Linked DNA regions of Mus musculus: region 2 is linked to region 1. The links are chromatin contacts, found by POLR2A ChIA-PET in ENCODE. All regions are on one chromosome and are shown on one strand. The core of a region is the stretch at or near the end of the contact, and the rest is flanking DNA. Distances in the headings are between cores, read along the strand shown. Region 1 holds the start of Mynn (myoneurin). Region 2 overlaps Prkci (protein kinase C, iota).

Region 1 (7,627 bases), core at 1,926-4,425:
TCTCACTTTTATGAGGCGATTAAGGCTCACGGAGGCCTTTAGGTGACATATGATCAGCCAATCAGAAAGACACAATTCCAATGTCTATTTTTTTTTTTCCTTCAGTAAGTCTGGTTAGCCCAGAACTCAAAGAGACGCACCTGCCTCTGCATCCCAAGTTCTGGGTTAAATGCGTGCGCCACCCCGACTGGCCTATAAGTCCGTTCTACCAGCCACTCCCCTACTTGTGCGCATGCTTCTATTAGAAATGAAGGAAAGAAGGCAAGCATAATCTGTCCAGATCCTTTTTGCTTCTGCCCTTTCTACTTTTCTCCCACAACTAGGAATGTATGACTATCAGCCTAGCTTTTATACAGAGGAAACAATATATCTCTATTATAAGACTCTGAAGAGCCTACTTACTATAAAGGGGCAGCAATAAGCATCTTTTGGCATAGTCTGTGTGTGTTCCTGTGCACACATGCATGCAGATGTGTGTGTATTTGTGTATGGAAGCCGCAGACGATTCTGCGTGTCTTCCTCTGTTGCCCTTCACACCCTATTATATGAGACAGGATCTTTCCCTGAGCTAGAAGCTCCCAGATTCTGCTAGGCTGGCTGGCTGGCTGGCTGGCAGGAGGGCGGGCGGGCGGGCTAATGAGCTCCACCCCAGCAGCACTGGTATCACAAAACTGCTTTTATTTGGTGGCTAAGGACCCGAAATCAGGTCCTCATCCTTGCACGGCAGGCACTTGACCAATGCACCTCTGGAGCCCAACGGTTAAGACCCTTAAGAGAAACACAGTGATGCCTCTGGCTTGATTCAAGCTTTGGATAGGTTGACAACGGGAACAGACTTAATGCTACTTGCATTTCCACGAAGTTACTTTCCAGAACCACAATCAGAAAGTCCTGCACGTTGCCATTTAAATATGAGCACTAGAAGGCCATGAGGCCATGAGGCCTGAGGTGGTTCTTCAACAACTCTACTCCAAATACCCTAGAAGCAGCAACGGACAGAGACTGTGTGAGAGAGGGCCTGAGGGACATGAAGACCAAAGGAAAACCTACTTTAAATTCAGAATTTGCAAAATTGAAATAGAGCCTTTTTTTTTTTTTTTTGGTGAATAAGTCTGTCAGATGGAATTCTTGACTTTAATGTGTATTGTTTGTTTGTTTTTGTTTTTTCAAGACAGGGTTTCTTTGTGTAGCCCTGGCTGTCCTGGAACTTCCTCTGTTGCCCAGGCTGGCCTTGAATTTATTAGGTCCTGCCTGCCTCTGCCGCCCACCACCAGCTTTAATGTGTTTTTTGTGCTTACCAAACATCTTTTCATCCTCAACAGTTCTACTGAAGCTATAGTGTGTGTGTGTGTGTGTGTGTTGTGTAACAACACTGAGAATGAGCATGGAGAGCAAACTGGAAAAACAGGAATCTAGCTCTAAAGACTAGATTTTATAACTGAATAAAAACATGTACTTTACCTGTCGAGATTTAAAGTTCCTGTATATATAAACTCCAACAGTTTCTGAAATCCGTCAGCCTTCACCTGACTCTGATCAAGAAAAACATTGTTCTCAGAAGTGCTTCTGTAGATCGCCCCAAAATACTCACTAAAGGAGGCAAGCACATTCCTATGCGCCTTAAACTGGAATTCTCCAATCACTACGGTACAGTCGCAAAGAAATCCCGCTTCCCGTTGCTTATTCAGTCTCTCTAAAAGGTGCTCACAGTGGTGTGAATACTGCATTTTGCTAGCAGAATGGGATTTCACCCTTGATCTAAAAAAGACAAGAAGAGACGGTGAACTGATAGCCGTAAGCTTTCATCAAACATTCACCCATGCAGCGGTAAGGGAGTGTGGGACAAAAGACTAAACCCAAAGAACACAGCTCTTCCTTTGCCTCCCAACCCCCAAAAGCCTCATCGAACACTCGTGGTGATTAAATGCTTTTCTTTGTTTTACTGCACTAGAACACTAATGCAATAAAAGGCAGTGAAAAAAACAAAAACAAAAACAACAACAACAAAAAAAAACATGTCACAGTTGTAAACAGGGCCGTAAAATCCTAAGCTTCTAGAGTTGACCCCTCAAACTTTTAAGCTCCAACAGGCATCTTTACCTGAAGGTGCTTAAACAAATAGACTAAGAAAAGCCTCCTTGAAACAGGATAAGAACACGATACGAGTTGTTCCCATTGCTCTCTGATCACTGAACCCTGTAAGCAGAGATGGTGAGGTTCCAAGCTCCAGGCAAGTGCAAGGGGGCGGGAACGCCCCGACCCGCTGTGTCAAAGGTTCCATCACTCTCCGGAGGAGGACACACCCCTTGCCTGCCCGCTGCTTGCTTGGCAGCGGCGGAGGGCGACAGTCCTAGCCAGTCCCCGGCCACCGCTGCCTTGCACTCCCAGCTTGCACTCCCGCGAGTTCCCACGGCACCGGCCATGACTACATATACCGCGGACGCTGCCTCTGCCTAGACACCCTCCTCCGCCCCGAATCGCGCTCGATCTCCGAGGCGCCGGACCACATAAGACCCCGGGATCCCAGAACGCAGGGACGACAGGCCAGACAGAGGGCGGCACTCACCCGTAGCCGCCCAAGGGAAACAGTTTCTTCACTCTCTCACCGCCATCTTGGGAGGACGTCACTGCGACGCTCCGCCTCTCCCTTCCTCCTCTGCGATAGCGTCACGTCCGGGTGTGTGGTCCATTGGGGACACCGGAGATAGGACGCTAAAAGTCTACTAGGGCCGGCGAGCTGGGTCTCAGAGCCCTGACTTCCCGGCATGCCCAGGTCTCCGGATCACACCTCCTTGCTCACTCGCATCCGGTGCGAGCTGCTCACCTTGTCAGCCCGCAGCTGTCGGCCCAGATTCTGGATGGAGACCGGGCTTGAGTGCAGAGCCGGCCTCTCCGGGAACCGCGCTGCGCGCTGCATGCTGGGAGTTGTAGTTCTTTTCCTCGCCTGTCATCCTGTCTTCATTAGCGCCCCTCCAGTGGAGATGACTGTGTTGTGCACCCTGGTTCTTGACCGGGGCGAGTGGGAGGGATATGCTTAAGTCGAGACCAATCACTCCTTCCTCTTTTGCATATCCGAAAGCTCTTGGGACCCCCAGAATTCTGTTTGAACCGGCTCACCAAAGCTCATCTACCAGAATGCCCTTACCTGGCAACAGAGATGAGATGTTCGAAAGCAAAGCAAAGCAGCAGGGCACACTGGGCATGCGCAACGTGGGAGGAAGGTGGGCTTTCTACCGGAAAAGGTTTTCCTACGTCTGAACCAGAATAATTTTAGCACAGTTATTTACCTCGAAATCAGAGTTAGTGCAGTAAAGGGAGAAGAGCAAAGTTAAGTTTTGATGTGTTCTTCCCTAGAACCTGCGGACGTCATAAATCTTAAAAAGCACAACTGAAACGTTTGTTGGTATAAGTTACGTTTATGCTTTTTAAGGAATTTACCTGTGACTTTATTTAAAAGACAGTCTCAAAAACTCTGAGAGTTTTTTCCATACCGGAATCTTTTTGCTTATATCTCTGTGAAGAATTTGTGAATAAAACCACGAGTCGTTTTTATAAGAAAAATGTTGAGGCTACTTTTTTATATGTCTGAGTATAAATTTCTTTTTAATTTCATCTTTTTGTCAAACCCTTTCGATAATGTGTTAATTCTGAAATATTTAGTGAAGTTGACATATAAATTAAGAACAAAATTTAGCCTGACAGGAGGGGGGGGAAATGGAATCTCGAGGGGAGAAAACTGAATACAGACATGCTTCAGAGGCTAGAGATTGGGAGAATGCCTTCTAGAATCAGTAGCTACCTACTTCATCAGCCCTTTTTGTTGCTGCTCTCGTCTGTGTGTTGGGGCGTTTGTTATCAACATTAAAACAGCTGATTCAAGGTCGTTTCTTTAATGGGCGGGTTACCGTTTTAAAAGATATGTTTCCGCCCGGTTTCGAACCGGGGACCTTTCGCGTGTTAGGCGAACGTGATAACCACTACACTACGGAAACTTGGTTGCACTGGTGTGTTGAAATGTTCTTCTTATGTGATGTCGTCATATACGTTTCACACCTGTTTAAGGTTTATGCATTTTTCAATGAGGAGAGAGAAAAAATATTAACAAAGCACAGTTAACTTAACAGGCTGAGACTATTTAAAAGTTTGAACTTGTTTGCAATTTCTTTTTCTCCCTTCCTTCCTTTCATTCATTCTGTCTTTTTCTTGTTTTGCTAAGCCCGGCGGGTACACCACTAGAGACCAGCAGGCACACTTAGTTCCTGGCCGAATTTCATTTTTTTTCTCATTTTAGACAGGTTATGCTTTCCTCCAGCTGGGAAGCAGCGGCGCGCTGTAGCCAGGGCCTGTGATTTGGCGCAGTACAGTGCTTTGGCGGGTTTTGGTGGAAGCACGTGTAAATTACCCTTTTCCCCATCCTGCTTCGAAACCAAAGCTTCTATTTGTGTGCTGTTTTAAAGCCCCTAAAGGATGCGCGAAACCAGACACCAAGACGTTCATTTTTTGCTGCGCAGTGTACTTTCTTTTTCTGAACTGAACTTCATAATGATCTAAGGCATTTATATTCTTACCAAATGGCAGACATGTTCTTATTCCTAAAACATCAACCTCAGGAAATGAAAATTAGCTTCGGAGGACCTAGAGATATAATCCAGAAGATGAAGAAAAGGATGAAATAAGGGGGGAAGGAGGGGGGGGAAGAGGGAGGGAGGGAGGGAGGGAGGGAGGGAGAGAGAGAGAGAGAGAGAGAGAGAGAGAGAGAGAGAGAGAAATGAACGGAGAAAAGAAAAGGGGAAGGAGGGGAGCCGAGCATCCCAGAACTCAGAGCCTGAAGAGGGGAATTCCGCTGAGTTCGAGGGCAGCCTGTGCTAAAATGCACCATCTTACAAAACCCAAAAGGTTTTGCCTTTTTGTGTATATCTTTAGAAAGGACAGGAAAGATGTAACGTTGTTTACTTTACTATACAGAACATAAACTCGTTTCACACCCCAGCACTCCCTGAAATTGATCCTTACAGAAGCCAGGCAGAGCCTTCCTGTAGCGATATTTCCAAGGCCGGTGTTAAGGGTCTTCCTCCAGCTTCCCACTCGCCCTGGAACACTACTGTTAACCACAGTGCAAGGACTTAAGAGAATTTTTTTTTAATAGACATTCAGCGTGTTTGAGAAAGGTTCTTGCAAATTGTTAGATTTCTATGTTTTGCAAGGGTAGCCCGGTTTTCTGGTATTAATGCTGAGAGCTTCCAGGAGCAGCGGTGATGCTCAACCCATGGAAAGCGGTCGCAGGAGGCACCTCACTCATGTCATGCGGGCCAGCAGATGGCCGGGTCCTCTGTGACGCGACATTACCAACACCTGTCACCGCACAGCCTGGGAAGAGCGGTCTGGAGGCGCAGATGCAGCAGCACCAGCGGCATGAGCGGCTACCAGCCACCAGTGGTGATCGACAACGGCTCGGGAATGATCAAGGCGGGCCTGGCTGGGACCCGGGAGCCCCAGTTTGTCTACCCGAATATTCTGGGCCGGTCCAAGGGCCATACGGCGGACAGCAGGCAGGAGCTGTGTGTGGGTGATCAAGCGCAGGAGCGCAGGAGCTTCCTATCCATCAGGTACTGCGGGACTCTGCAGTCTTGGGGGCTTTGTGGAAGTGGGTGGAGAGCCCATAGCTAAAGCCACCCCGAAAGGACCAGGGAAGGAACCCCAAGGCCACTCCTTACAAAAAACAAAAACAAAAACCCAAAACAAACAAACAAACAAAAACTTCTGTTCTCTATACACAAATATATTCAAGCATACAGTGGCCGTTCATGCTAGATGTGCCTGCGTAAGAATGTGGCTTGACGTGTGACTTTTGTCATGCGGTGTGGTCTCTTGAACTATTTACAATTATACCAGAATGTGGGAAGTTTCCAACTTTTTGAAGTCACATTCTCCAAAGAAGAGAAAAAAATAGCCAAGCAAAATGACTGCAGAGAAAAGTAGCTGTGCTGTTTACTGGAAGTTACTTTGTCAATTACAGAAAACAATAATGATAAATAGTCCCCTTGGATGCAAAGGAACAGAAAGGTAGAATTAACAGTTTCTATTTAAGAATGGTAGCCTTCACCTTCAATCGGGTAAAGGCAGGGGAGTCTGTGCATTCCAAGCCATCTTGGTTTGCATACTGAGTTTGTTTTATTTGTCTGTCTGTCTGTCTGTCTGTCTGTCTGTCTGTCTGTTTATTTGATGTAGAGTTTCTCTGTGTAACCCTGGCTATCCTAAAACTAGTTCTATTGTTTGGACTGGCCTGAAATCGTAGATCTGCCTGTCTCTGCCTCCTGAGTGCTGGAGGCAAGTGTCATGGGTTCTAAGCTAGCCAGCACAACATAATGAGATTCTGTCTCAAAACAAGAACTATCAAATAATAATAATAATAGTAATAGTAATAATAATAATAATTTAAGCCAAATCTAAAACCACCATTAGCAACAACCATAAAAGCACAAGACTTATATATTTTATTGTCCTCCCTCCAGCTATCCAGTGGAACGGGGTCTCATTTCCTCCTGGGGGGACATGGAGATCATGTGGAAGCATATCTATGACTACAACCTGAACCTGAACGCCAGTGATGGCCCGGTCTTGGTTACAGAACCTGCGCTGAATCCACTGGCAGACCGGCAACACATCTCCGAAGTGTTTTTTGAGAATCTGGGAGTCCCTGCCTTCTACATGTCCGCCCAGGCGGTGTTGGCTCTCTTCGCTGCTGGCTTTACTACTGGCCTGGTGCTGAATTCAGGAGCTGGGATTACTCAGTGTGTGCCCATCTTTGAGGGTTACTGCCTATCTCATGGTGTAAAACAGCTAAATGTGGCAGGATCTGACCTCACCAGCTACCTCATGATGTTGTTGAAGGGTGATGGTATCATGCTGCTTAGAACCGGGGACAGGAAGGTTGTTACAGACATTAAAGAGAATGCTTGTTATGTGGCGATGAACTATGAAGATGAAATGACCAAGGACTCTAACCTAGAGAAAATATACACCCTGCCTGATGGAAAGACTGTCAAACTCCATAAGCAGTTATTTCATTGCCCAGAGGCCCTCTTTTCTCCATATCTTGTGAATGTTGATGCTCCGGGCATCGACAAGATGTGCTTCGGCAGCATAATGAAATGTGATACAGATCTCAGGAACTCCTTCTTCTCCAATATCATCCTTTCGGGAGGATCAACGTCTTTTCCTGGTTTAGATAAGCGACTCATTAAGGATGTGGCAAAGCTGGCACCTGCCAATACTGCCGTACAGGTTATAGCTCCCCCGGAAAGGAAAATATCAGTGTGGATGGGGGGTTCTATTCTTGCCTCCTTGTCTGCCTTCCAAGACATGTGGATCACGGCTGCAGAATTTGAAGAAGTTGGACCCAACATTGTACACCAGAGATGCTTTTGAAATGCAGACAGAATGAAAAATAAGAATGCTTTGAGTGTACATAACAAAATGCTTTGGGTGTTCTTATTTGGGGAGGGTGAAAAGCATTTCTGTTATTGGGATGGGCCACTTTCTTTGTAAAAATGTTTTTGGTAGTTCTGGGAATTGGACCTAGAGTCTCAGGACTGTTAAGTGCTCTACCACTGAACCATATTCCCTG
Region 2 (7,627 bases), core at 2,921-5,420, 420 kb before region 1:
CACCTGTAATGGGATCTGATGCCCTCTTCTGGTGTGTCTGAGGGCAGCGAAACTATACTCATATACATAAAATAAATAAATAAATTTTTTAAAAAATTTGACACTTGGAAATTTCATGTAATTCAAAGCAAAGCATTTACTACTTTTCCTTCTGAAGGATATGTAGTGAAACTATAATGAAAATGAGATTCCATAACAATTCCTAACAATGTGCGATCTACAAAGGTGCCTAGAAGTGGAGTGTCTAGTCAATTATTCTCACATGCTATAGCAAGCATAAGAAAACAGTGACTGAGAATATGCTGAGTGAGTCAGGAGAGTTAGAAAACATGCACAGGTAAACAAACAGGCACACGGAAAACGCTGAGGAAGTACTGTCCAATCTGGTGATATGGAGGTATCCTTTTTTCTCAGAGGTTTCAAATTTCCCACAGATTTGAAAACATTCAACATTGAAAAACATGAAGCCACATGCCTTTTCATATGCACAACAGACCATCATGTAAGATATAGACAGTTAGGTGAGTCCCATCTGTCAAAAGCACAGCTTAGGCAGTTGTAATATATTCTAAATTAGAGTGAAAAACAGAATAAGTCACACAAACCAAAAGTTCTGTTTCTTAAGCTAGGTGTGGAAGCACACATGTTTAATCCTGGCACGTAGGAGGCAGAGGCAGGCAGATCTGAGAGGTGGAGGCCAGCCTGGTCTTAGAAAGAGAGTTCCAAGACAGCCAGAAACCTTGTCTCAAAAAATAAAACAAAACAAAAAGTTCTTAGTTTTCCACTGTGAGTAATAAGTGTGCAGAGCACTAGAACACTCACTGTCTTCCCCTGGGCAAGGCATTCCAGGACGCTCTGGTACACATGGAAATACTGAAAGAAAATAAACTAAAATTAATCAGCAGAATATTTACATAATACAAACTATACAAAATTAAAATTAACACAAATTTAAAGTGCCCTGAGATACTAGAGGCAGAATTCCAACATATGGCTAATATTAGTCTACTAAAGGCTCTTGCTTTTACCAAGTCTATATAAAGTAAGTTTCTGTGAAAATAAATGTGTCTATAGGTAATACATTAGAAGCTTAAATTACTAATTCTAGTCCCCTGTAAATAATCACTTTTTAAACACTGGTCCTCAAAGAAACTCACTACTACTTTTAAAATCCTCATTGCAGAGAACTTTTGTACAACAAAGAATTAAATGGCAAAAATCAGTTTTTAAAAGATATGCATTCAATTAGAGAGTGAATTAATACCAGGAGTAGTACCAACCTCCAATATAAGAATATATTCTAGGCTGGAAATTTATCAACACACCAAACAAAGCATTTCATAACGAAGACTATCTTGTTAACTAATGTGCTCTGTGGTGAAGCAAGGGCCACACTGAGGAAGAGTACACAGAACAGAGCAGGATTCCAGTCCTAGCACCGTGCCAGGCAAGCACTCCACAACTGAGTTTCATCTCAGCTCCCGTTTGTTTCAGACATGGTCTCACTATGTAGCTCAGGCTGCTGTGGCCTATCTTGGCTCCTCCTGCCTCTGCCTCCCAAGCTGTAGGACGATAGGCAGGTGCTGCCTGCCTGCGTAACTGATCATTTCTCTCAACATTTTAAAACTTTACACTAGAAAAGGGTGGCCACTGCCCCCACCCCAAATAGACTTCTAAAGCTGTGCAGGAATGTCTAAGTTGTGAAGCAATGGGAGACGGCACTTTAGTATCCTAAAAGACTATAGAAAGATATACAGTTCTCCTAGACTATAGAGCGCATAATCGTCTTACTTGCTCTACTCCAGGAAAAAGAATCTGAAGGCCAATTACATAGGGAGGAGGGCACACATAATAAAAGAGTTATGTCTTAATTAGAGCTTTGGGAGTCAAGTGATGGCTCTCTCACCATGAATCAAGAGTTCAGAATCCTTGTTCAGCTCGTACAGCCTGAAAGCCTCTTCTAACTCCAACTGAGAAGACACTGTACATGGGTCTCCTAAAAACAAAACGGAAAGCTCAGTCCCCAAACCTCTGAGCACGATAACAGTAAGCAAATTCGCTAGGCTGTGACTGAGGGAGCATGTACCTGGACAGATGCTTAGACACTACCCTAGGCAACTTTACCTCTGCAGATGTTCTCACATCCATTTCTAGTTGCACAAAAGGACACATGGGACGCAGATGCACCATCTTCTACATATAAAACCACTCTACTCCTAATACACACACACACACGCACACGCACACGCACACACACACACACACACACACACACGGGAGAGGGCGAGAGAAGGGGAGGGAGAGAGGGTGAGGAGAAGGTGAGGGCGAGAGAAGGTGAGGGCCAGGGCGAGGGAGAGGGTGAGGGAGAGGGAGAGGGTGAGAGAAGGGGAGGGAGAGAAGCAAATGTACTCTAACCACTTTCAGACAGGCATGGCTCACTCACATGGGTATGGTTAAGAACAAGTTTTCAGCTCTTTTCCTTGTCTTCAGTGTTGTGGATGGAGCCCAGGACCAGGCCTGGCATGCATTCTAACACGGAGAGCATAGAGCCAGCCCCACCCCTGTTTTGTTCTGTTTGGGGATAGGATCTCAGTAATTTACTCAGGCTGCTCTGGAACTTATTCTATAGCCTGGGCTGGCTTTAAACAGACAATCCTCCTGCCTCAGTCTACCAAGTACTGGTATTATAAGCTAATGCCACCAGACCTGGCTGCTAGTTTCTTTTAAAAAGGAGCTAAAGCAGTTCCACTGCCACACTATGGATGGGTAGGGCTTCCAGGTGAGAGGACTGAGCCAGAGCCAGGCTGACTCCATGACAGGCTGCAAACAGTTTGGGAGACTAGGCCTAAGTTTGTGTTTCCCACAAACAGAACTGGGATCCAGGAACCTGTGGTCAGCCAACCGCAGCCATGGGCAGCCAATCTGAGGACACCTTGTCCTTTGGCCTGAAGGATCCCTAGAGTAGAGCTAACCAATCACGGTAAAGGGGCACATACCACACACACACACACACACACACACACACACACACACACACACACTGGAATTCCCTTGACAATAAAAGCTGGGCCTGCGAGCCCACTCGGTGTCTCTATTCCTGAATGAAAAGACCCCTGCATGCAGGAAATTCCGCTGGAAAAAAAATGCTCTTTGCTTTTGCATACTATTTGAGTCTGGGTTATCATTCCTTGGTGATTCTTGGACCCTAACACAGGCAGTGACTGTAATGGATATTGTATCATATTACAACCTTGGTCAATTAAGTCACAAGAAAGAAACCACTAAAGTACTCTGGACTAAGAATAGTCTAGCTTGAGCTACTAAAAATTTTTTTTAGATTTATTTGACAAATATTTGCTAGCAGATATGTCTGTGCACTGTGTGTGTGTGTCTATGGCAGGTCAGAAGGCATCAGATCCCCTGGAACTAGAGTTCCAGACAGTTGTAAGGTACCTTGTGGGTGCTGGGATTTGAACCTGGGTCCTTTGCAAAAAGAACAGCAAGTGTTCTTCACTGCTCACCCACCTCTCCATCACCTTCTTTTTGTTTCTCTTCTCTCTTTAAACAAAGCATCTTTTACTCTTTGACAACTGCATAGATAGAAACAATGCGTCCTGATGATGTATACCCCAGCTCCACTTTCCCTCCCACTCCTCTGAAGCACCCCACGAGCCTTTCTCCCCTTCTGCCTCTTTCTTTGTTCACAGCTGCCCACTGAGCCCTCTCTGCTGGGATGATGACTGACCTCCCTGCACTGGTCACAGCTGCAGTGAGTCCTCGGCTGCAGAGGCCACAGCACAGCCCAAAGGCAGCGTTGCATTCCTCGCCTTCCTGCATCTCTCACATTCTTTGAAGCCCTCCTCTGAGATGCCCCTCCTCTGACGTGTTCCGAGCCTTTGGTGGGAAGGATGTCCTACCTAGGGCTGGACACCAGCTCCAGCTACTCTTAAATGTAAGTGGTGAATTTTAGTTACACACACAGAAGGGGAGGAGGACACACCTCTCTCAACTAAGCAGGCGAAGTGCAGAGTGATCCCTGGAAATCCGAGGTGCATTCCTCAATGAACAAGTCACTTAGAGCAAAGCTGGGCTTGAACTGGATCCTCCCCTCTGCTACTCTGGTGCTCATTCCTGTGGTTTTATGACACATTCCTGCATGCTACATGCCACTGGCTCTGACTAATCTTCAATTACACAGTGCACAGAACCCAGCTTACTACTTGAGAGAAACCATTTCCTATCTACATGGTCTCAAAGAAAACAGTGTCTGTTCTTTTCTCCAACTCAGCTGCCAAGTCCTCACTCCCTTTTATGTTCTGTGGACATTTATAACATTAGCTCTGATAAGTCACAGAACTGTGAAAGTCAGTTTTCGAATCACTAAGTTATAAGGTAAGTTGCACAGAAATAGAAAACCTAACCAGAACTGGCACAAAAAGAAGACTTACGTGGCCTTTTCTATTTCATGAAAGGCAGAAGATGGCAGCCACGGACTGCTTGTGAAGGCCAGAAGACAGAGAAAACGGTTCGGACAATAGACAAAATGAATGAGCGAGTGTGGTGACACTCACTGAAGGCAATACAGCAAACAGAAAACGCATCTACAGAATCAGTGGCTGCAAATACAAAGATCAGAAGACTGGGCAGAAGGGCCAAAGTAGCAAATGGCTTTTCTTTTTGTAAAATAATTTATTTTTATTTTTATATGCATTGGTGTGGTGTCTTCTTGAATGTGCATATGTCAAAGTGTCAGATCCCCTGGAACTGTAGTTACAGATAGTTGTGAGATGTCATGAAGGTGCTGGGAATTAAACCTGGGTCCTCTGTAAGGTAGCCAGTGCCCTCAACTGATGAGCCATTTCTCTAGTCCCCAAACCTCAGACACATGTAGTCCTTGTCTAGAAGAGTCTGATGTGAGTATGGCTTTTGTCCAATGAACAGTTACAACTCCATACACAGGTGGTCTACAATGTTCAAAATGAAGAGCTATGTCTTTCAACTGTGGGAGAGAATCTAGGCAAATTAGTGAACTACAAAACAGAGCCTAGGAAGAGAGAAGGATGAATCAGAGCATCAATGTTAAGAGTCATGGGATCCAATCCCAGAGAGTAGCAGTGAGCTTTCCTGAGGGAATGACAATACATTCTATTATAGTTCAGAACCAGAACCTTCCCCTCTTGGTGACTAGGGGTAGCTACTATACTACTCCTGTCTCTAGTTTACTATCCTGTCACCATTTCATGGATCTTTAGAACTAGCAGAGAGGCAGTCAAGGAACCCAAACCATAGATGGGCAAGACACAGGATTAGATGACCATCTTTGGACTGTGGACCTAATGTCATGATGAGCTAGGCTCTGAGGGGGTTTGTGAGAAGACGGTGAGTTAATCATACATTAACTTACTCCTGCACAGACACCACACACATTCAACCTGTTAGTTAACCATACATTAACTTACCCCTGCACAGACACCACACACATTGAACCTGTTCTGTTTTTCTTGGATTGAGGGCCTGCGTGATACATGTGACCTTTTTCGACCATATGTTTGATGCATAAAGCACTCTATGTAAGTCATTACAAAACAAAAATGACCAGGAAAGGTATTTTTCAAAGCTAACACTATTACCAAATTCTAAATGTCTAAAATAAAATACAAGTACATTCTGAGTATTTGCTCATTGTAGTTAATTTTGAGGTAATTAAAGAATTAATAAAATCTGGATATTGACCAGTAGGCTTATTCTTATTTTCCACACAGCCCTTTTGTTTGTTTGTTTTTAGCTATAAAAAGAAGCAAATAAGCAGCAGGCTTCAAACAAAATGTTAATATGAAAGATCCAACTGTGTAAAATAACCTGACAAGATGCAGAAACAGTTCACTGTATTTAAATCCACTTTCCACTCCCTGCCCCCCTTGGGCTCATGGCCATATCATAAGGCAAAATGCATTTAGTCCAACTTCAAAGGTCCCCAAAATTGTTCATGTTCAACACTGCTTAAAAGTCAAAAGTCTCTTCTGAGACTCAAGTCAAACTTTTAACTGTAACCCTCTAGAAAATAAAACAAATTTGCATATTTCTAACATACAATGGCACAGAATATATATTGTCATTCAAAAAGGTAGTTATGAGGGCATAGAGAGGAACCACTAGACTAAATTACAGCAGGGCAAACTGCAAGTCTTGAATGGGTCCGCCCTTTTAGCTTTGTTGCCTGCAAGATACTCCCAGGCTGGCTCCACTCCATGTGTGCACATCCCTTGGCAGATCTCCCACGACTCTGGCACTTCTAACATCTAGGGGTCTCTAACAATCCAGTCGCTTTCACAACTTCACACAATGGCATCTTGTGACTTCCATGCCGGAACTAACTCTCTTGCCCCAGTGCCCTCAGTGGTTCTCCTTAACTGTGGAGAAGTTTCCATAACCCTTCCTCAGGTTTTTTCATTACTCTAAAGCTGGAAGGTCGGGTGACCGCCTGGGTCCTGGGCCTCTCTTAAAAAAAAAAAAAAAAGATTTATTTATTATTTATTTTATGTGAGTACACTGTTGCTGTCCTCAGACACACCAGAAGAGGGCGTCAGAACCCATCACAGATGGCTGTGAGCCATGATGTGGTTGCTGGGAACTGAACTCAGGACCTCTGGAAGAGCAGTCTTAATCCTCTCTCCTCTTTCAGCACAAGCCTTGGCCACAACATTACATTGCCTCCCGTTTTTCTCTTCAACTGTAGTTATGTATTTCTCTTGCTTGTCCCACTTGCTCTTTTCACTAGAGACCTGCACAAGAGCAGGTCGTCATGAAACCTCATCCTCCAACAAGTTTTCTTTTCACGTGAGCCTCAGGCAAATTCTTGGAACTACAGAAGAAAGAAGCCACATTCTTTGCCAAAGCAGCCAGCCACAGGAATAGTTTCGCTGGCGCCATTGCTAATAGTGCTTCTCTGAACCATTTTGAGCAGGGCCTACACAGCCCACACTGCTCTCAGCACTGCTGTCTTCCAAGCTCTTCTAGGATGGACTACTTAACCCTGCTTACAGCATTCAAATGTAACTTTTCAAAATCCCAAAGTCTTCTACAATTCTTTAAAAAAAAAAAAAGGTCAGTTTGTCACAGAAACAGCCCCATCCTGGAGAACCTGGGTTCTATTTCCAGTAACCACATAGTGGCTAAAAATGTAACTGCAGTTCCATGGGATCCAAAACCCTCTTCTAGCCAGCTCAGACACTGTATGCATATGGTGCATAGAGATACATGTAAGCAAACACCCATATACATTAAACACACACACACCAAAGACAAAGCATCATACTGTACCTTATAATCACTTTCAGTTAGAACTAACCTTTAAAACTATCAGAGAAATAACTTACATCCATCATTCCCTGTCCTGTGCAAGAACATACTTAGTGATAGTTTACTGTTCACCTAAAATGGTTTGCTACTGTGGCCTACTAGTTCACTCACATTAGGAGACCAAAGAAGCAGGGTGGGGTGGAGGTGGGGGTGAGGGGTGGGGACCTGTCACTCCAAGTTCCAGGTCTGCCAGGACCACATAACAAGACCTGCTTTTAGCAAACAAACAAACAAACAGGCCCACTTAGGGGCTGGTGAGATGATGATG

The links. ChIA-PET counts read pairs that join two places held with the same protein, here RNA polymerase II (POLR2A).
Region 2: POLR2A ChIA-PET joins it to region 1 with 20 read pairs in Patski. The contact joins the enhancer-like site here to the promoter of Mynn in region 1. POLR2A ChIA-PET finds 5 or more read pairs at or near these places in 2 of 5 experiments (Patski and embryonic stem cell).

What each region holds. Positions count from the first base shown.
Region 1 is chr3:30,597,635-30,605,261 of GRCm38, reverse strand. Mynn (myoneurin) reads right to left here and starts at 3,175. Exons shown (of 8, transcript NM_030557.3): 1 at 2,567-3,175; 2 at 1,462-1,758. The coding sequence starts at 1,727. It overlaps n-TVaac8 (a tRNA gene), which reads right to left and starts at 3,992; the gene lies at 3,920-3,992. It overlaps Actrt3 (actin related protein T3), which reads left to right and starts at 5,392. Exons shown (of 2, transcript NM_029690.2): 1 at 5,392-5,606; 2 at 6,513-7,627. The coding sequence starts at 5,413. The coding sequence ends at 7,428.
Region 2 is chr3:31,019,499-31,027,125 of GRCm38, reverse strand. Prkci (protein kinase C, iota) reads right to left here. Exons shown (of 18, transcript NM_008857.3): 3 at 1,907-1,996; 4 at 823-873. Among named protein-coding and RNA genes, the nearest start is that of Mir7008, 16 kb to the left of the region's middle. Within about 2 kb of position 4,170, at least 1 of the 3 ENCODE cell types and tissues checked has a DNase peak (open chromatin) inside an H3K27ac peak, as active enhancers do.